2 separate regions of the Homo sapiens genome follow, and region 1 is linked to region 2. A link is an interaction called in ENCODE POLR2A ChIA-PET data of the cell type or tissue named here. Cell type or tissue: MCF 10A. All regions are shown on one strand. Each heading gives the region's core, and the rest is flanking DNA. Links, peaks and the distances in the headings are about the cores only.

Evidence for each region. Peaks named below come from ENCODE experiments on the same cell type or tissue, not always from the same donor. Only the 100,000 strongest peaks of a DNase experiment are listed, where the experiment ranks them.
Region 1: POLR2A ChIA-PET joins it to region 2 with 6 read pairs; 3 of 35 experiments call an interaction of 5 or more read pairs at or near these places.

The regions. Positions count from the first base shown.
Region 1 is chr18:36,257,773-36,260,691 of GRCh38, reverse strand. MOCOS (molybdenum cofactor sulfurase) reads right to left here. Exons shown (of 15, transcript NM_017947.4): 13 at 517-655. Among named protein-coding and RNA genes, the nearest start is that of FHOD3, 38 kb to the left of the region's middle. In MCF 10A, for the core only: no CTCF peak of the experiment used is centred there; no DNase peak of the experiment used is centred there.
Region 2 is chr18:36,074,399-36,077,317 of GRCh38, reverse strand. No RefSeq gene overlaps it. Among named protein-coding and RNA genes, the nearest start is that of RPRD1A, 8.3 kb to the right of the region's middle. In MCF 10A, for the core only: no CTCF peak of the experiment used is centred there; a DNase peak (open chromatin) is centred at 1,267.

The DNA of each region.
Region 1 (2,919 bases), core at 281-2,780, 180 kb before region 2:
TGGGAGTCCAAAGCCAGGGACAGAGGACATCGTGGTGGCTTTGCCTCTGACAATCTCCTTCCCAGCCACCAGCAAAGGCAGAAAAGGTGAAGCGTGTGGAAGAGTGGGTGGCCATGGGCAAAGAGGCACCGCCAGGCTTCTGGGCCTCCCTCCACAAGCTCCAGACTGCCACAAAGTCCAACAAGTTTCAGGAGGATGACAGTCTCATGACACAAGCATTCCAAAAAACCAGAGTTTAAGTCTGGACATAACGACAGCACAGAGGCAGTGTCGAGCCCTCGCACACCTTCTGTGGTGTGTGCGAAACTGACTGCTACCATCCTCTTGGGAAATAAAGGATGGATTATTCCATGGGGTGTCTTAGAAGGCTAAGCTTACATAACCTCCCACCAAGATTTTGTAGTTAAGAGACAAGGACTGGGAGGGAGTCCCACCTGCAGCTATCCAGGTCTGGGATTGAGGTCAATCTTCATTGACAACCCTGGAGGAAGGATAATAGAACTTCCCCAAACTTACCTGGAAACGCAAAGAGCCAATTGAAATCTCATCCCATTTCTCTTCTTCAAAAGCCCTTTTTCCATTGATAATAATATTGGCACGAAAACGCAAGCTGAGATCCTTCAGTGAGAATAATTCCTCCTTTCCATTCTCATCACTGATTAAAGCAACCAAAAAGAGTAAGTAGGGGGAGGATGGCAGATAATTGTACCACTATAATAATTCATCATGCCTGCCATGTAACACCTAACTTCATCAGCTCTACTGTGGCCTGTGCCCTGGATAATCAAAACAGACTTTTACCATGAGTGCAAGGCCAAGAGACACCCATCTGCTAAACAGGCATCAGGGCCTCCCCTGGGATACGGTCCCATCTCCAGTGAGAGTCCCACAAGAGCCAGGCAAAGGGCGAGCAGATCTTAGCTGAAGAGATGAAGGACTTTGGAAATCAGAAGAACAGAACTCCAGTGAAAAAGGAACTTCTGAGAACACACCAGTTCTATAAGGTGGGGCGGCATAAGGCATTTAAAAACCTGTCAACAGGCTTAATGATCAAAGACCTAAGAAGCACTGAGATCTCATTCCCTTTTTTCCCCCTTCTTTTCACAGGTGTTGAGATCTCACTCTTTTTTTTTTTTTTGGGTATTAAAACATTATAAATAAAGAAGATAGTATTTCCTAATTTCCATTCTATTTGCAGTGTAACATCTGCTATTTTTCTGATACCTTTTTTTTTTTTTTTTTTGAGACAAGGTCTTGCTCTGTCACCCAGACTGGAGTGCAGTGGCACAATCTCAGCTCATTGCAGCCTTGACCAAGATCCCAGGCTCAAGTAATTCTCCTGCCTCAGCCTCCCAAGTAGGTGGGACTACAAGCATGTGCCACCATGCCCAGCTAACTTATTTTTACTTTTTTTAGAGATGGGGTCTCACTATATTGCCCAGGCTGGGTTTGAACTCCTGGGCTCAAGTGATCCTCCCACCTCAGCCTCTCAAAGTGCTGGGATTACAGGTGTGAGCCACCATGCCTAGCCTATTTTTGTAACTCTTATTTTTGTAATTTTTATTTATTGCCATGAGGTTCCAAAAAAAATGGCCCTCTGCACCCCCCACCCCCACCCAGAAGAACGCACTGAAAATACATCTTAAAACTTCTCTGACAAAAGAACACATCCTGTATGATCCCACCATATTAAGTTGAAGAATGGGTGAAACTAGCTATGGTGAAAGAAGTCAGAATAGTGGTGACCTTCAGTGAGGCTGACTGGGATGGGATACAAGGGAGGTTTCTGGAGTACATTCTTAGCTTGATCTAGGTAGTGGTAGTTGCTGGTGAAGATCCAAAACACTTAATGTGTTTATCAGCAGATACTTTGCCTCATTCAACAGAGGAAGGGTGGCTGTTGTACCAGGAGATTGATCTGAAAATGATGGAGCATAGCCGTATACATCTGTAAAACTGTATTTAACTGTGTACTGATGACTTTTGCACTTTTTTGTGCTTCAATCAATTTTTAATTGCTTAAGTTGGTGTGAGGTAAATCCTCAGGCATGGTTAGAGTATGCGCCAGAGACAGGGTTGAAAGACTATGGGGTTGGGAAGGAGGAGTCCCAATCTCCTTTGAATGGCAAACAACGTATGAAAAGCCAGAGACCGGGATACCTGAGTCTGGTTTTGCCACTTACTAAGGGCAACTCCCACAACCTATGAGGACCACAATTTCCTCATCTGCAACAAGAGGATTAGCACTTTTCCAGTCCTCAAATCCTTTGATTCTGGATCAACTCTCTGGGTTATAAACCCTCACTTTGGGCTTCGTAAAAGGGCATGTTTTATGTCCAAAAGCTATCATGGTTAACATGTGCATGATAGAGTCCCTCAAATTTGCAAATAAAGCACAGAGAAATACCTAGCAGGGGACCCTAGCTCTGCTCTTGGATCAGCTGCCCAGCGGGTCCACCCTGCTATAAACCAGATGGTGGGGAACGTGGCCCCTCCTGGTAGGAACTGGGGTGACAGCAAGCCTCTCCCCACCTCCTATCTTTCCACACGAAGAACCCCAAAAAACTGCAGACCCACTTTTTCCAGGACTCTGGATGCCTGAGGAGAAGGGTCCCTCAGTGCCAGAAGAACTCAGTGAATACCCAGAGAACATGTGGCTGCATCACACTTTTGCTCTCAAAGATAGCGAGCTGGGCCACAGTATGAGAATGATGTTGTATATTTTCAACAATGGATAGAAACAAGAGTGACTACAAATAGCCCATCCCTGCAGAGGCGGACGAGGTGGCTTAGTCAGCTTTATTAAACTGTATTTGTATGTCTTTGCAAATATGTATGTGTGTGTACTTGACCACGTGGTGCAAGACAGTCACAGGACCCCCAGTTCACAGTGCTGTTAGGGGTGAGCCACTAACAACA
Region 2 (2,919 bases), core at 221-2,720:
GGTTGCCGTGTCTGTGTAGAAAGAAGTAGACATAGGAGACTTTTCATTTTGTTCTGTACTAAGAAAAATTCTTCTGCCTTGGGATCCTGTTGATCTGTGACCTTACCCCCAACCCTGTGCTCTCTGAAACATGTGCTGTGTCCACTCAGGGTTAAATGGATTAAGGGCGGTGCAAGATGTGCTTCGTTAAACAGATGTTTGAAGGCAGCATGCTCGTTAAGAGTCATCACCACTCCCTAATCTCAAGTACCCAGGGACACAAACACTGGGGAAGGCCGCAGGGTCCTCTGCCTAGGAAAACCAGAGACCTTTGTTCACTTGTTTATCTGCTGACCTTCCCTCCACTATTGTCCTATGACCCTGCCAAATCCCCCTCTGTGAGAAACACCCAAGAATGATCAATAAAAAATAAATAAATAAATAAATAAATAAATAAATAAATAAATAAACAAAAAACAAAAAAAACTAATACACAAACACACACATTAGCCTATGCCTAAACAAGGGCAGGATTATCAATATCACTGTCTTCCACCTCTACATCTTATCCCACTAGAAGATCTTCAGGGGCAGTAATATGCATGAAGCTGTCATCTCTTATAACAATGTCGTCTGAAACACCTTCTTTTTTATAAAAGACCATGAGGTCTGCAGGGGAAAGACAAAGGAGAGCTTTATTTTCTAAAAATGAGCAATCTGCAGATTGGGAGAGGAAGCCTCTGATATAAAAAGAAAGCATGCTCTGGAGAACAAAAAGGGGTTCTGGCTTAAATAGGGAAAGGTCCTGCTCCAGTCCTCAATCAGGTCCGTATACGCAAATGAGGAACTCAAACTCATTCAGTCCTGATTAGTTGAAAACAGTTGAGTCCCAATTTGGTAGTTTCCAAGCCCAAACCAGAAGTCTCTGCTGGATGCCCCTTTCAAGTGGTTGGTGGGAGTTTTCCCTACCACAGTGTCTCAGCTCAGAGAGTTTCCCTCTACAGGATCAAATGGGGTGTGACTGCCCTGCTCTCACTCACGATGGCTGTTGGGTTAGTTTCACTCCATATCCTGAAAAGCCTGCCTGAGGCTGTTTCACAGTTAACTCTTTTTCAGAAGTAGAAGTCCACTTTAAAATAAAGATAAAAACCATAGTAAATACACAAACCTGTAACAGAGTTGTTTATTATCAAGTGTTATGCACTGTACATAATTCTATGCACTAGACTTACACAACTGGCAGCACAGTAGGTTTGTTTACACCAGCATCATAACAAGCACATGAGTAATGCATTGCACAATGTTACAACAGTTACACATCACCGAGCAATAGGAAGTGTTCAGCTTCATTATAACCTTATGTGTCTGTCATTGACCAAATGTCATTAAGCAGCGCATTATACCATGTTTTGTTTATACATTCACGTTTGTTCAAATCAAATTTTATTTTATTTATTTTTTGAGACAGAGTCTTGCTCTGTCATCCAGGCTGGAGTGCAGTGGTGTGATCTTGGCTCACTGCAACTTCTGTCTCCTGGGTTCAAGCAATTCTCCTGCCTCAGCCTCCCGAGTAACTGGAATTACAAGCATGCGCCACCACTCCTGGCAAATTTTTGTATTTTTCACAGAGATGGGGTTTCGCCATGTTGGCCAGGCTGGTCTTGAACTCCTGGCCTTAAGTGATCCACTCGCCTCAGCCTCCCTAAAGTGCTGGGATTATAGACATGAGCCAGCCGAGAAAGTTCTTTATTTTGATGGTGGGGTGAAGTCAGAGTGCTGCAGGAAGAATGATGCTTGCCTGTTTAATGGATAGAAGGCAGTGGAAAATGGAATAGGAATGGATTTGGGAAATAGAGAAGTTTGGCCCTGCTGGAGATTCAAGAACATAGTGAGGGAGCTGTGGCAATGGGGCTGTAGAAAATGGTAGAACTGGATTAACATGAGCCTTGTATGCCATACTAAAAATATGGTCTTTATCTCATTTGCAAAGCGGAGCCAGTTGAGGTCCTTCTTCTGCCCCAATCAAAATATATTTATTATTTTCTCATTATACAACAAATACATGCTTGTAATAAAAAATTCAAACCATACTGAAGTATAGGTAAGGCGTGGTGGCTCACACCTGTAATCCCAGCACTTTGGGAAGCTGAGTGGGACTGACTGCTTGAGCCTACGAATTTCAGACCAGCCTGGACAACAGGGTGAAACCCTACCTCTATAACAAATACAAAACATTAGCTGGGCATGGTGGTGCATGCCTCTGCTCCCAGATATTTGGGAGGCTGAGAAGTGGGAGGATTCCCTGAGCCCAGGAGATCAAGGCTGCTGTGAGCCGTGATTGCGGCACTGCTCTCCAGCCTAGGCGACAGAACAGGAACCTGCTTCAAAAAAAAAAAAAAAAAAAAGAAAGAAAGAAAGAAAGAAAAGAAATATATACATTGGAAAGAAGAAATTGCCTGTATTCTTACCCATAGAGCTAGTCACTATTAAAAGTTTGATGTATGTTATGTATCAAAGCCCATGGGCTGGGTGCCATAGCTCACGCCTGTAACCCCAGCACGTCAGGAGGCTGAGGCTGGATGATTGCTTGAGCCCAGGAGTTGGAGACTATCCTGGGCAACACAGGGAGACCCTGTTTCTACAAAAAATTTAAAAGTTAGCTTGATGCACTGGCATATGCCTGTAGTCCCAGCTACTCTGGAGGCTGAGGTGGGAGGATTGCTTGAGCCCAGGAGGTCGAGGCTGCAGTGAACTATGATCGTGCCACTGCATTCCAGCCAGGGTGACATAGCAAGACCCTATCTTAAAAATACCAACCAAACAAACAAAAACCAAACCCACCAACCAAAGACCATAAGAACCATATAATGTTAAACAAAGTTTATTTAGTTTGCTGCAGCAAACAAGAATGAGAACACACCACAGCAACTATGGGGTGTG